Regions from separate parts of the Homo sapiens genome. Here region 1 is linked to region 2. A link is a loop called in an ENCODE intact Hi-C map of the cell type or tissue named here. Cell type or tissue: mammary epithelial cell. All regions are shown on one strand.

The links. A loop is a pair of places that touch in the nucleus more often than their neighbours do. Peaks named below come from ENCODE experiments on the same cell type or tissue, not always from the same donor. Only the 100,000 strongest peaks of a DNase experiment are listed, where the experiment ranks them.
Region 1: it touches region 2 in a loop (3-fold over the local background); 2 of 110 quality-filtered maps call a loop at or near these places.

What each region holds. Positions count from the first base shown.
Region 1 is chr5:4,864,831-4,872,830 of GRCh38, forward strand. LOC107986400 (a long non-coding RNA gene) reads right to left here and starts at 1,552. Exons shown (of 3, transcript XR_007059111.1): 1 at 1,186-1,552. LOC105374629 (a long non-coding RNA gene) reads left to right here and starts at 1,680. Exons shown (of 2, transcript NR_188249.1): 1 at 1,680-1,757; 2 at 2,449-3,383. RefSeq lists enhancers at 1,685-2,185, 2,186-2,686. In mammary epithelial cell, a CTCF peak has its summit at 3,504 (motif pointing right); no DNase peak of the experiment used is centred here.
Region 2 is chr5:4,696,767-4,704,766 of GRCh38, forward strand. No RefSeq gene overlaps it. Among named protein-coding and RNA genes, the nearest start is that of LINC02114, 73 kb to the right of the region's middle. In mammary epithelial cell, a CTCF peak has its summit at 3,611 (motif pointing left); a DNase peak (open chromatin) is centred at 3,505.

The DNA of each region.
Region 1 (8,000 bases), 170 kb after region 2:
AACAAACAGACCCATTAAAAAGTAGGCAAAGAACATGAACAGACACTTTACAAATGAATACAGACATGCAGCCAAAAAGCATATGAAAAAAAAATACTCGGTGTCACTGATTATTAGAGAAATGCAAATCAAAACCACAATGAGATACCATCTCACAGAAGTCAGAATGGATATTATTAAAAAGTGAAAAAACAACAGATGCTGGTGAGGTTGTGGAGAAAAGGGAACACTTATATACTGTTGATGGAAGTGTAAATTAGTTCAACCATTGTGAAAAGCAGTATGGCCATTTCTCAAAGAGCTAAAAGCAGAAATGCCTTTCAACTCAGCAATCCAATTATGGAGCATATATCCAGAGGAATAAAAATCATTCTACCATAATGACAAATAGACATGAATGTTCACTGCAGCACTCTTCACAATAGTAGAGACATGGAATCAACCTAAACGCCCATCAATGACAGAGAGAATAAAGGAAATGTGGTACATATATACCATGGAATACTACACAGCCATAAAAAAAAGAATGAGATTATGTCCTTTGCAGGAACATGGGTGGAGGTGGAGGACATTATCCAAAGCAAACTAACCCAGGAACAGAAACCAAATATTGCATGCTCTTACTTATAAGTGGGAGCTAAATGACGAGAACACATGGACACAAAGAAGAGAACAACAGACATTGGGGCTTCCTCGAGGGTGGCGGGTGGGAGAAGAGAAAAAAATAACCACTGGGTACTAGGCTTAATACCTGAGTGACAAAATAATCTGTCACAAAACCCCTGTGACTCTGACTTCTTGGCCAGGTTTATTCTCAGATCTGATTCCTGCCATGATCCCTCGTGAAACTGTGCTACTTTCAGAAGAATGTGGATTCTGCGTTTGTAATTATAACCCTGCTAGAATGATTACTTGATTAAGGTTGACTTTACTCCCAGCCTGTAAACTTGAGATCAGCTTATTCGTAGTTAAATGGTAGCACTGGCTTCCATGCTGTGCCTGCTGTCAGTAGGTACCCGGGTAATAGGGAGTAAACCAGCAAGTTCTATGTTCTGAAAATCCGCTCGAAAGCCCATGTTAGCTGGAAAGGTTTGGGGAAATAAATTACTGTCTTAGTTCATTACGGTTGCCATAACGAAATACCAAAAACTGGGTGGTTTATAAACAACAAAATTCATTGCTCACAGTTCTGGAGTCTGCAAGTCTAAGATCCACGCAGGGGCAGATTCAGTGCCTGGTGGGGGCTTCCTGGTTCATAGATGCTGGTTGTCTTCTGTCTGCGCCATCACGTGGTGGAAAAAACAAGGGCGTTCTTTGTCTCTTAAATAAGAGAACGAATTTCATGTACCAGGGTTCCGCCCTCATGACCTTCCACGTACGAGGGTCCCGCCCTCATGACCTTCCACGTACGAGGGTCCCGCCCGCATGAACTTCCGCGTACGAGGGTCCCGCCCTCATGACCTTCCGCGTACGAGGGTCCCGCCCTCATGAACTTCCGCGTACGAGGGTTCCCGCCCTCATGGCCTTCCGCGTACCAGGGTCCCGCCCTCATGGCCTTCCGCGTACGAGGGTCAGGCCCTCATGACCTTCCGCGTACGAGGGTTACGCCCTCATGACCTTCCGCGTACGAGGGTTACGCCCTCATGACCTTCCGCGTACGAGGGTTACGCCCTCATGACCTTCCGCGTACGAGGGTTCTGCCCTCATGACCTTTTCACCTTCCGGAGGTCCTGCCTCCTAGCCCCATCACCTTGCGGGTGAGGATTTCAACAGATGAATATGGCGGTGGGGGGGTGTAAACATTCCGATCGCAGCAGCCACCCACGTATCACCTTGGTCTGGGGTGTAGCAGGCATTGCCAGGGCTCAGCCAAAGCCGGGCTCCAGCTGCTCGTGGAGATAACAAAGGCTTCTGTGGCCTCATCTACTTCATTGTGACGAGGTCGAGGCTGTAAGGGGCCAAGTGGATGATTTAGCTCAACAGCTAAATGATGTTCTGGGAGAAAGGGACTGAGGCTGCCGTGGACAGTGGTCATCTCGGGCTTCGAAGTATCTATTCCAGCTTCCTAAGGGCTCACCCTTGTCCTGGGGTGAAATGATCCTCCCACCACGCCCACAGCCCACGGTGGAGGGGTCATTCCTGGCACCTCCTCCCGCAATTGGATTACAAGGGTTCCCAGGCCGAGTCCACTCCGCGGCTGCGTGAGAGGTGGGATGCGGGCAGAGCTCAGCCGCCCGCACCCGCTCTCCCAGGGCCCTTAGTGTTGAGCAGCAGTGGGAGAACCGTAAGGCTGGCTGGAGACGTAGGTGGAATCCTCCGTATAAGTCTCAGCTGTCCTCTTCAGTCAATTGTGTGCGCCTACTGCACCTTTCCCGGCGTGGCCGGTTCCCACCACCCCACCCCCTCCCGCCCCCGTCAGCCAGAGACCCTTTTCCTTTAACTTCTTAGGTCAATGTGAAGTCAACGTCTAATGGACCCGAGTTCAGCCAAGAACACACACCAGTTGTTCCAGGGAAGAATCTCATGGTGAAGCACTAGTGAGCGTCCAAGCAACTCCCAGCCTAACCTCACCGGTCTGACTGTGGGGCTGCTTCTGCCACGGCTCCTGGCTGGCGATGGGGCTGTCAGCGTGTCAGCCAACCATGCATTGCAGATGCACTTTGAAGAAAATTAATGTACCTGGGTACTTATGGGACTCCCTGAATGAGTGGGTATAATTGAAATAGCCGGGACATCAAAAAGCTGGAACACTGGGAGCCTGGCCCTAGGGTGGCGGAGGCCACAACGGAGCCCCCAGCCGGTTGGAAAGAGGCTTCCTATGCTCTCCTTTCCATGCCACTGCGGAAGTGCTAGGGAACAGGAAGACCAGGGCATTGCCAAGTGAATAATAACAACCATGTGTGCGGCGTTCACGATACCCCAGGCTCAGTGAGCCTTTTACTCAGGGTCTCATGTGATGCTGAAAACAATCCCATGAAGTTTAGAAGCCTGTGCACACGAAGAGACGTGGTGTTTCCCTATTGATCCAAACTGCATGCTGACCTGTTCCTGCCAGGGCTGCGCTCCTCCTGCTTTGCCCTGGCTCTCCCGTTCTGCACTCCCTCTTCTACCGGGAATTCCTGGAAGCACCTTTTATTCACAGTGCCTGCTTTGAATAGATACAAATACAATTTGTATCTTATGTAGTCCATTCCACACAATTGAAAATATAATGTAATAAAAATCAGAAAAGTAAATCCAGGAAAGTCTCTAACACATATTAGGGCCTCAATAAATGGACCCTAAGAGGGTGGGGAAATGGCTTTGGTTTTTAACTGTGCTTCTTTTGAGCTTGATGCTGTTAACTTAGTACAATCTATCAATAAATATCGTCATCAAGAAAATATTAAAGGTGTACCTGAGTCACAGGGGAGGAGGTGCAGGGCTTCTGAGAAAATGTCCTTCAGTCACCAGCCGGTGAACAATGGGACTCGTTATTGTCCCCTCACCCTGCATACCACCAGGGGGCACTGATGAGCTGAGAAAGACTCTGTGGTCCAAAAACGGTACCAAATGAAAAGGCCACTTCCCAGCCTCTGTAATAAAAGGCGAAAAGCAGTCAGGGAATTTAGTCAAGACCTTATTCAGATGGCGGGAGGAGAGGGGGCGGAGCAGCCAGTGTTGAAAAGGGTTTTATCCAAACCAGTTTAATATCTTTAAAAAAAATTGTTGGGCATTTTTTTTTTTTTTTTGAGACGGAGTTTCACTCTTGTTGGCCAGGATAGCAATTTTTACTTCTGATAATTTTCTCCTCACTACTGTCAAATCAAGTTTAGCTTAAAGCTGCCTTCTTACATATTTTCAATTTCGCCTAAAGGTTTTTTGGTACATTAGAAACTATAACTGTGTAAACAGACTGTAGCCCATACACTGAATTTGGCCAATCAAATGTAGCCAACTCTTTGAACCTTGTTCTAATAAGGCCAACACCAAGTTGCAACCAATCTAGCTGTTTCTATACTTCGATTCCCTTTTCTGTCCATAAATCTTCCACCACACGGCTGCACTGGAGTCTCTGAGCCAACCCTGACTCAAAATGCTGCCTGATTCATGAATTGTTCCTTATTCAAACACCTTTAAATTTAATTTGGCTGAAGTTTTTCTTTTATCACTACTTTTTAAAAATCTCCAAATGGGTTATTCTCTTTTATCCCCTAATCAGATTTGATTCTCTTTTGTTCTCTAATTAGATTTATTTAGATTCCCTAATAAGATTTTATTGGAAAAAAAAAAAAAAACCTTTTTAATCATCTTTTTTGGACCAGGATGTACAGGGTTGCATCCACAGATGTGTAGTTGGTTTTCCCAGTGCAAATTCATAAGTGCTGGGCAAAATGGCCTCGTGTAGGGCTCAGAACTCCGGCCCTGTGAGCACCATTGTTCTAGAAAGATCTGTGTTCTAGGAAGAACACTTAACCATTTCTAGAACGTTTCTTCTAGAAAGAACAAAGAACCATTGTTCTGTGGTTCTAGAAAGGTGCTTCCACAAATCCCCAACCAGTGGGTGAAGCACAGAAAGGCAGAACAAGAGAAAAGCAGGAAGAGCAAGGCTGGTGAGAGCCACAGCAGGAGTGGGTCAGAATATAGCCTGCAGGGTCAGTACCCTGGAGGAGACGCAGGTCTGGGAAGAAGCGGCTCTCCCCAAATCCTCAGCCTTCACTGACCGCCTCTCTCCTGACAACTAGGACGATGCAATTTAACTCCTTGTTATTTACTGCTGAGTTATCTAACATAATTGTCGGGACTGGTCTAGACTTCCAGAGCCCCCTAACTCACATGAGGCATGAGAACCCAGCAATCTGTGCACTTAATGTGTCCGACACTGCATTCGGGCTCTGAAACCCTCATGGACCTGGGTCTCCCCGGTTGCTTGGAGGGCCCTGCATTCTGCCTCAGGGCATTTTGTGCCAGCCCTGTCCTGCTAAATACTAGACAGACTGCCTGGACACATAGGATGGGGGTTCTCCTGAGCTTCAGGACAGATGCAGGGAAGTGCTGTGCCTCCTTACCAAGAAATGGGTGCGTGCTTGGCAGGACTGGGTCTAAGGCTTGCCTTTCTTGTGCCACTCTTGTGCCACTCTTCCTGGGAGCAAGTTCATGTGGAAAAATCTCCGACCCACCTAGAGTAACCAACGGGCACACCAGTGTGAACAATACAGCGTCTGGCAAAAGAGAAGCCACGTGCAGGGAAGCGATGTGTGCCTTTGTGCCTTGGGGTCTCCATCTGAAGCTTCGTTTAGTGGCTGAACATTGAAGCAGTGGAGGATCCACCAACTCATGTGCAAAGTCAGCTACTCCATGAAAGCCCTCAGGACCATGGAGGCCAGGATGCCGGGGACTGTCTCTGCCAAAGCTCCCTGTGGGCCAGGCTGCATCTTCCTGCAGTGGACACTGGCCCACAGCTTCTCCTTCACTCCAGTGGAGTCAGGGAGGGAGCCCACTGTGACTTGTCCCCACCTAGATTGTTAGCACTGGTATCCTGGCCTTCAATAGCAGCACCCATCTCCCTCTCTGGAGAGGACAGACACCAAAGGATGCTGAACAAAGCACAGGACCTGCGCGGAGAGGACCACGTTTAAACCTAAAGGCACTGATATGGTTTGGCTCTGTGTTCCCAGCCAAATCTTATACTGAATTGTGATCTCCATAATCCCCACCTGTCAAGGGTGGGACCAGGTGGGAGGTGATTGAATCATGGGGGTGGTGTACCCCATGCTGTTCTTATGATAGTGAGTGACTTCTCACGAGATGTGATGGCTTTATAAGGCAGTTTTCTCTGCTCTTCCTCGCTCTCTCTTTCTTGCTGCCATGTGAACGAGGTCTTTGCTTCCCCTTCACCTTCTGCCATAATTGTAAGTTTCCTGAGGCCTCTCCAGCCATGCGGAACCATGAGTCAATTAACCCTCTTTTCTTTATAAATTACACAGTCTCAGGCAGCTTTTTATAGCAGTGTGAGAACTAACTGATACATGTACTTCTGGGTACCAAGAGATGCCAGCTACAAATACTATACCATAAATTTAATTCTATATGAAATGCTTAATAGGAATTGGCTTTTAAAAGAATTATATGATGCAGATAAACTCAAATTGAAAAATAGTCTACAAATTCTGGCACTCTTCAAAAACACCAATATGGTGAAAAATAAACAATGGCTAGAGAACATTACAGAATAAAGGAGACTAAAGAACATGGCAACTCAATGCCATGTGTGAAAAAAATTACCATAAAGATGCCATAAAACTCGAATATAGATTGTGTATTAGATATTAGCTTTGTATTGATGTTGAATTTTCTGAGACTAATAAAGGCACTTAGGTAATTTGAGAGAATACTCTCTTTTTCGTGAGATACATGCTAAAGATCAAAGGAGTGAAAGATTATGACACCTGTGATTTACTCTCAAATAGTTCTTCCAATCAGCAAAACAACTACATGTGAGTATAACTGTGTATTCACAGGTGGGGAGGGTGATGGTTCAAATGCAGCGACATTTTTAAAAGAATATCATGTGGACAATGTGTTTCAATCCTTCGGCAAAATTCAGTAGATTTGGATTTCCAAATCGCGAGTGTCCTGGCATAGGAGAGAAATGAGAGGAGACCAACGAGGGCAAAAGGCGACAATATAGCAGAGAAGACAATTCTGAATTTTTCTTAAGTGAAAATGGAATTAAAGAGCTTTAAAAAAAAATAAAGTGCAAATGGAACAGACCTGATGATAAATTTCTAAATTTTAAAGTTTTAGTTAGCTTGATTTTTCATCTAAAACAACTCATGAATTTGGCAAATTTTGAACAGAATTCCCAAAGCCCAGAATGAAGCTGTAGGGTCCCAGCCGTGTCTTGCTAGTCATCTCTCACTTTTGCTACTAGCGAAGAAGAAGGTGGAGAAGCTTTCACAGGAAGGAAGGGAAGCTGAGGAAGAGGGGGCTCTGTCATGAAGAAACGGAGGAAGAGAGGGCTCCGTCATAAAGAAGCAGTGACAGGGGACCCCTTAGAGAAGCCGAAGAGGGAGCAGAGATAAGGAAGACAGAAACCAGCACAGGCCAGGGAGCCCCCTGGGGAAAGATGCAGAGCCCAGATGACGCTGCCTCCCCACAGGTTGCAGCACCCAGGAGGCTCCAAAGGCCTGGCCCCACCACCCAGCCCCACGGCCCTATGTTCAGGAGCCATCCAATTAGCCTGAGCTCAGCTTGCTTCTGATGGGGAACAGAATCCTTCACCCATGTTTGGAAGTCAGTTGACTAGAGATTTAGCCTGGAGACAGGTGGGTTTTCCTGATTTGAGCCTGGAAATGTGAACCAGGAGGATTTGGTTATCATCTCCGTACAGCAAGTGTGAGCCATCTGGGACTTATGTACCTCACCAGCTGTGATGCTGGAATCCTCCAGGCCTCTCATCACACCTGTCTGAGGATTCCTAGCAAAAAATTAATGTCATGGCCAGCAACCACATCTATGCGTACATCACACTCAAACCTGGACGTGAGTCTAGGGAGGTATCGGCAGCCTTCAAGCATTTGAAGGCATGTCCAGCAGAAAGGGGAAGAACTGGAATTACTGGACGTGGTGCCTTTAACATTTCTCCCTGAGACATGGTTTTGAATCCAGATCATGATTTGTCCATGAGAATAATTCCTGTCACTATTCCGTCAGGGAAATCAGTTTATCAGATGCATTTCTTAGAGTGTAGAGTATAGTGTTCTAAAATAAACATACTTTAATTGTCAGCTACCTCTTTAGAAATATACCTCCTTATAAACATTTGCTCGTCTGCACTGACTTTCCCACTGGGTAATTGCCTTTCTAAAGACAAGATATGTATCCTTAAGAGCACTTTGCACACTGGCTATTATTAAGGAAAGAAAGAATATAAACATAAAATAAATGTTTACGAATTTGAGAAATAGAAAATAAATGTGTAAAATTCCCTAAAATGAATTACATATGAAGTTTGTAGA
Region 2 (8,000 bases):
TTTTGAAAAAATCTACAGCTAATATTTATTTAATCGTGATTTACTTAATGTCCCTCCCAAGATTAGGATATCTATTCTCACCACTTCTAGATATTTTACTCAGAGCAATAAAGAAAACGCATTCTAATTAGGAAGAATGAAGTAAAACTGTCTTTATTTAAAAATAACAAGATTATCTATGTAGGAAATCTGAGGTTATCTCCAAAAGCTAGGGAAGCTAATAAGTGAGTTTAGCAAGTTTGCAAGATATAGGATCAATAAACACATGCTAATTGCGTTTCCACTAGCAATGAATAATTGAAAATTAAAATGCAAATATCAATAGCATCAAAAATATACATCTGAGAAAAGACTTGCAAGAAGCAGAGCGCTGAAAACTACAAAACGTTTCTGAAAGAACTTAAAGAAGACTGGATAAATGGAGTGATAAACTGTGATCTTGGGTTGGCAGATTTAATATTGTTAAGATGTCTATTTTTTTTTTCAAATTGGCCCGAAGTTTAAACTCAATCCCAATCAAAATTTCAGCAGATATTTTTGGTATAAATGGGCAAACTGCCTCTAAAATTTATAGGGGAATGCAAAGGACATACCTCAAACAATATTGAAAAATAACAAATTCAAGAAATAATATTCCCTGACTTCAAGACTTATGATAAAGCCCATCAGTCAAGGCCATGTGGTATCAAGATTGACTGATAGATCATTACAACAGAAAATAGAGTTAAGGAACATAGCCACACATATATGAACAAACGATTTTTGGAAAAGTGGCAAAGACTATTTGGTGATGATGTGATAGTTTTTTGAACAAATTTTGCTGGAATTTTTTTTTTTTTCTTTTGAGATGGAGTCTTCCTCTGTCACCCAGGCTGGAGTGCAGTGGCGCGATCTCGGCTCACTGCAACCTCCACCTCCTGGATTCAAGCGATTCTCCTGCCATAGCCTCCTAGTAGCTGGGACTACAGGCACGTGCACACACAGCTAATTTCTGTATTTTTAGTAGAGACAGGGTTTGACCGTGTTAGCCAGGATGGTCTCAATCTCCTGACCTTGTGATCTGTGAGACTCGGCCTCCCAAAGTGCTGGGATTACAGGCGTGAGCCACCGTGCCCAGCTGCTGAAATATTTTAATATCCATTTGTAAAATAAAAATAAACTTTGAACTATACCTTTATATCGTATACAAAATTTGTCTAAAAAGAGACCGTAGAGCTAAATACAAAATCTAAAAATAAACATCAAGAAGAAAACACAGGATCCTTGTGACATTGGCTTAGATCAATATGTGTTAGACATGACACCAAATCCCAGTCTGTAAAATAAAAAGACTGCAAATTGACCTTCATCCAAATTAAAAACTTCTCTTCTTCAAAACACAGTTTCAGAGAATAAAAACAGAACAAAAGATTGAGTAAAATATTTGCAAATCCTGTGTCTAATAAAGAACTTTTACCACAAATGTGAAAAAAACAAAACTTGATAATAAGAAAACAAAGAGTCCAATTTAAAAATGAACAAATGATCTGAACAAACACATTGCCAAAGAAAGGACACTGATGTCAAACGATCACATCAAAGATGCTCAGCATCCTGTGTCATTAGGGAAGTGCAAATGAAAACCACAGCAATACCACTGCATACCTGCTAGGATGACCAAGTTGCAGAAAAATAAATAAAATAAAATAATGTAAAATAAAGGTAAGCCTACAAAGTGTCAGGGAAGATATGGAGAAACTCAAGCACGTGTATACTGCTGATAGGAATGTAAAATGACAATAAGTTTGGAAAACAGTGTATGTTTCTGCAAAAGTTAAACATGCCCTCCCAATATGATTTGGCCATTCAATTTCTAGAAATTTACCCTCCAGAAATGAAACCAAATGTATACACATATACATTTGCACAATGCGTGTTTATTACAACCATATCATAGTCAACAACGAGAAATAGCTCAAGTGCTCATCAAGAGGTGAACAGATAAACCAGCTGGGGTATATGCACCCAGTGGAATACTATTCAGCCATGAAAAAGAATGAACTATGGATACACGCTACGACATGGATGGATGTCAAAATAATTACTCTGAGTGAAAGGAGTCAGGAAAAAAATGATACGTTGTATGATTCCTATACATTTCTAAAACATGCAAACTCATCTGCAGAGCTCGAAAGCAGATCAGTAGTCATTTGAGGATCACAAGGGAGGGTGAAAAGGAGGAATCACAGTGAAACTTTTAGAGATGATTAGTATGTTCATTATCTTGATTGTGGTGATAGTTCATGGGTGAGAACTTATGTTAAAGCTCATCAAACCGAACACTTCAAATATGTGCAGTCAATTTTATGTCAAATAGACCTCAATAAAGCTGATTTTCAAAGTCTTATTAAGATCATCACGTTAATTAGCTTAATAACCATTCCAGCTTGCACATTGAAACACGCATTTTCTTTTATTTCCTCCTAACAGGCAAGGCTGCAGGAGGCAGCTGAATCATCACTTCTGGCTTGACCATGCTCTTTCTTGCTACTGGCGAAGTGAAGCCCACCCAGGGGAGTGTTCCCACATGCACAGAAAGCACACATTGACCTGGCAGATGTGATATGAACATGGAATTGGGACCTACGGAACCTGCCCATTTTATATGGGCAAGTCTTGGTGTTTAGAATGATGTGCTGATTTACTTAGGATTAAGCTTATGTGTCTTTGTTCACTTAGTTAAAGCAAGAGGCTGACAATATCCCAGTGATGCCAATATATGAAAGAAAACTCCAGGGCAGCGTTTATCACAGTGGACATCTTGTTACAAAGCATGTCCACTTCAGAAAAATGCAAAAAAAAAAAAGACATAATTGCTTTTTTGCTTCAGTGGAGGGTATATTTTTAATCATGTGAGCTCTTTATAAACTCAAATCGACTTTATTTTTTAACGTGTATGTCTTGCTTGGAAAGAAACCTTCATTCCTTTCCTCAGTTCTGTGACTTCACCACTGCACAAGTGCCACTTGTCACCCTTGGACTTGCCCGTCTTCCCAGACCAGCTTATTCCACTCAGAACAGCAATGGCAATGCAGTTTCTGGAACTTTCTCGCTGGTAAACACCAGCTCCTTCTGTATTCCGAATACCTTATTGTTTTGTGACATTATGGTGATGTCCGAGGAATCATTCTTGGTTGATCCTGAGATTAACTGGGTCTAGGAAACATTTGTTTGTGTGAATATGTTTTCACCGCCCCTGCCCTCAGATCAAGATACGGCTCTGAGACTTATGGCAGCCTGTTCATGAGGCAAACTTTCCGAGTTTCAGCCTCTTCGTTTTTGAAATTGTACGTGTTTTTGCCACAGTATTGACATGATTGCATGAAGAGGTATTACGTGTATGTGAAAATATTCAGTAGAGTGCCCCGGGAATTTCTGGCTCCCAAGAAGTGTTAGTTCTTGCTCAATAATCACCCTTGCCATCTGACTGCTATATCAGAAGGTATTCACTTAGCAGTAATTAAGAGGAAAAGCTGATTTTTATCGGCTGCAATTGTTAAGATTAGATTCACACACTGGCAGCTGCCCATGCATTCCTGGTGTAAATGTAGTCCTGTGGCGCCACCCACTGACTGATTCTGGACAGCTGCATGGCTGGTGGCTCTCTAGACTAGACACTTCAACCAGATTCACGCCCAACTCATTTCCCACTGCAATGGTGACTGTGAAATTCATGCAGCTCACAAAGGAAAATGATTTCTCTAAAAGCCTTAATGGTTTTTAAAGTCTTTGGTCAAGAGCCAAGTTAGGTTTACGATGGTAAAAAAAAAAAAAAAAAAAAAAAGCAAGAAAGGAAAATGAAATATTCTCTGTTTATGTATTATGGTCAGATACATTTCAGAAGACATGTTTTAATTAAACCCCTGAGTAGTGAGAAGCTAACCAGTATTTTCTGTCTTCTATGCATCAAGAAAAGTACATGTAAATCAACGTGTTTAAAATAAATAGCAAATCACAAGAATATTGTAGGATTCATTTTTCTTCATTCACCATGGATAAAATCACCATTAAGAGAAGTGCTTTGGAAATTTTTATTTTATGATGTTAGTTCCCCTTTCTCCATTGAAATAAAGGAATATCATGCCACTCACACTAGAATTGAAGAAGAAAAGTTACACTAGGCAAAACCCTCCAAAATATTCTGGAACACCTAATAAAACCAAAGAAATTGCTCTTTAATAGGCCATGGAAAATGTTGCAATTATTACCCAGTGAACCACATAAATTCTTTCGAGTTACATTTTAACTGTAGACTTTCATTTCTATTCCCCAGCAATACAGAAGGAAAACAATTCCAGGCTAATGTTTAGTTCAAATTGAAGGGGAAAAAATGCTTTTCCTGATTCAGATGCCGCATTAACTGCACTAGTGAAAGATTGTGACTTAAATATAACCTGTGTGTCCCTTGTCCTAAAATACGAGTTGGAAAATCCCAAACCTTGTTTCTAAATTTTGTATTTTGAGAAAATTAAAGCTCAGAGGAGTTAAATGTTGAATCCAGTCAGATTACACAGCTGGTTAGTGATAGAACTGGAGAAAGAGATAGATTTTTGGTTCTCAGTTGAGTGGTCTTTTCCCCTTCACTACACTCCTCTCAACGAAATATTAATATTTATGTGGTCATATACATGAGCATATTATAATTTATACTAAAAGTAAAAATGTACTTTCTAAAAACTTTGGAGGAAAACTATCTTCTTAGACATACGGTGGAGAAGTCAAAAGCAAATAAAATATCTTGGGTTATAAAATTTATAAATTTAGAATGCTGTTTCTGCTTTCATGACTGTAAATATGATATTTTTCTTAAGTCTTTGAAATTTCCATGGACTTCTTTCTGCTGACTGATAGATTTCAAAGTCCTGGCACTTCTCAGTTTAACACTGTTGTCTGCAAAATGAATTGTAGGTAACCACATAATAACCAGGATTATGTATCTTAAGATGAATCATTCATTAATTTTTGTCTTCATGATAAAATCTATGTCTGTTCATTCTAAGTTTCTTCAACAGGCAAACATATTTCAAAGTGTAAAAAATATAATGAAGTCATCAATAATTCTGTTACTGAGCATGTCCAAACAAAATAAAATTACAATTTTGGCATACTTCCCAGAGTCTCTCTCTCTCCTTCTTCCTCCTTCTCATCTCAGTCTCTAACTTGTCCATATTGCTTTTCTCATAGTAAATGAGGTAAGCTCATGGTGACTGTTGAAAAACTTCCTTACTTGAGAATATTTTCTGTCTTATATAGGAATAGAAAAAGTTAACAAACATAATTTCCAAATAGAAGGGCTGTGAGCTGGGAAAATTTACACATTTTCTGAATTTGAAGGGCCTAGGACTCTCAGGCTCTTTTCACTTGGGATCGACTATTCCAAGTATGAGCATGCCTGTGTGTGTGTGTGTGTGTGTGTGTGTGTGTGTGTGTGTGTGCTCAGGCCCTGTTGTCAGTGTTTACTGCGGTCTTCAAAAAAAGGCCTTGTGTAGTCTATTTTTTACATTCTGCATAAAATTTTAATGTAAACACTGATTTTGTTAATCTTTGGTCTATTTTGCAAATATTGATGCTTTCTTATTTAATTATGATTCCTTTTTTGATGTACTGAAATTAAAAATCACATAGAAAAATTTATCAAAATGTTTTCAAGGTTTTCTTTCTCTCTCTTGTTTTTTGAGTTAGCAACTTCCTCTTGCCCTTGAGATCTGACATATATATTCATTCATCTTCATTCATCTGCCTTTTGTGGTTTATTAATAGATTCATTAAATATATATTCTAGCCAAAATTTATTTTGGACGTCTCAAAAATAAACCATCTACATTCATCTTTTCCAGGAAGTTAACAAAAAGCATCATGTTTTATCACCAATTTGACACTTTAAAACATAATTTTTATGTTTGTTACGGTTTTTTCACAAATTGAATTAGAGAAGTTGGTTGTCTAATTCGTTTTGTTTCACGAGTATCTTCTGTTCATCTACTGTAATTTTTTATATCAGTAACATACTTTCTGATAACTGTTACAGAGCCAGGAGTTCTTGATCATCGGTTTTGGATGTAGTTTTCTGCCCTTTTATTTTATACTTCTTTTGTATAATCACATTTGAGAAGACATCAATGAAGAGGGTTATAATTTCTCTGGATGTAATTAAACCTTAAGTTTAAAAAATAAAGATATTTTTAAAAATAACATTTTAAGGCATGTCTTAAATATTTCAAAGCATGTCATGCCTATTTATTTAAAAGACAGTCAGGCTTCAGATAAGATTTGACATTTTCTTCAGGTGCATTCCCTATATTTTTTATTTTAATGTTTTTACAGATATTTTCCACTCTTGTGGCCATTGTGAACAGGATGTTAGTAATCATTATAGTTCTATAACTTGTAATATTCTATATTAAAGGATGCTTTTAATTTTGTACAATGAATCATCTGATAAAATGTTACACTATTTTAAATTATGTTTATTCATTTCTCTGTAGTTTGTCAACTAGAATCACAGGGCTTGAAGTTACTTACACGTACTTTTTATCTTTATAGAAAGTCACTTCATTTTTATGGTGTATTTCATATAATTATCTAAAAAATGTTTTAAAATGTTAAGTGATAAAGAGGATATTCAGTTTTTTACTTACATAAAATTGTTCTAATTAAATGCTTTTATAAGATTTTGATTATTTGCATAAATAGAGGTGATGTACGTTAAAGAACTTTCTACTTCAAGTTTCCTGAGTGATCTTCATTTACTTGCTTTTTTTCTTGTTTTAATCAGAAAGGAATATTGAAGATGATGAAATTACTTTTATAGCTCTATTGGAATTATCACTATGAACACATAGGCCATATGAGGGGATTTACTAATATTTGTATTCTACTTCACTTTTCTACAGCTGATGTCATTAAATCTATTCTACAATTTCTTTGAGTTTGGTAATTTAATACTTTATTCACTAGGAATGTTAGTACATTTAATTTAATTTAATTTTTTGGTTTAATTATGAAACTAATTAAGGCTTTAAATTTACCTCTGAGCACTCTATTAGTTAAATCTCCTAAGGACTTTTTGCAGATATATCTTCTTAATTTTAAATGTAATCAAGAGATGTTAACATACATTTTAGAAAAGAATTTAGGTAACTCTAACATTTATTTTACAAGAGACCCAGAAATAGCATTATTTCCATTTTTATTCTCTGTTGCTGCAAAATAAACTTTTTCATGTTACAACAACAATATGGTTATTCTGCGGATTGACTGAGCTCAGATATATGGTTTCCAGCTTTGTGCAATGTTGGCTGGAGCTGGAACCACTGGAAAAGTTCCAGCTTTCCACTATCTTGTGAATCTACATTGTTTACAACATTACAATACCACTTCTAGTTTCCAGAGAAACTTTTCACATGAGGACAAAGAAATATGCACATGGACATTCAGAGTAGCACATCCGTATCCGTCATAGCAACAACTGGAAATAACTGAAAGGCCTACTGGCAGGAGAATGGATAATAGTATCTCACAAGGTAGAACTAGACAATGGTGTAGATAAACTCATTGCAATTACATGCAAAAATACGTGTGAATTGGGCTGGGCATGGTGGCTCATACCTGTAATCCTAGCACTTTGGGAGGCCAAGGCAGGTGGATCACTTGAGGTCAGGAGTTCGAGGCCAGCCTGGCCAATATGGTGAAACCCCATCTCTACTGAAATAATACAAAAATTAGCCAGGTATGGTGGTGGCACCTGTAATTCCAGCTACTCGGGAGGCTCAGGCATGAGAATCACTTGAACCTAGTAGGTGGAGGTTGCAGTGAGCCGAGATCATGCCACTGCACTCCAGCCTGACACTCTGTCTCAAAACAAAAAAAAGTGTGAATCTTAATGATGTAACTTGAATGAAAAGAAAGCCCCAGAGCATATCTATTAATATGTATATGTTATATATATATAGCAATGTATA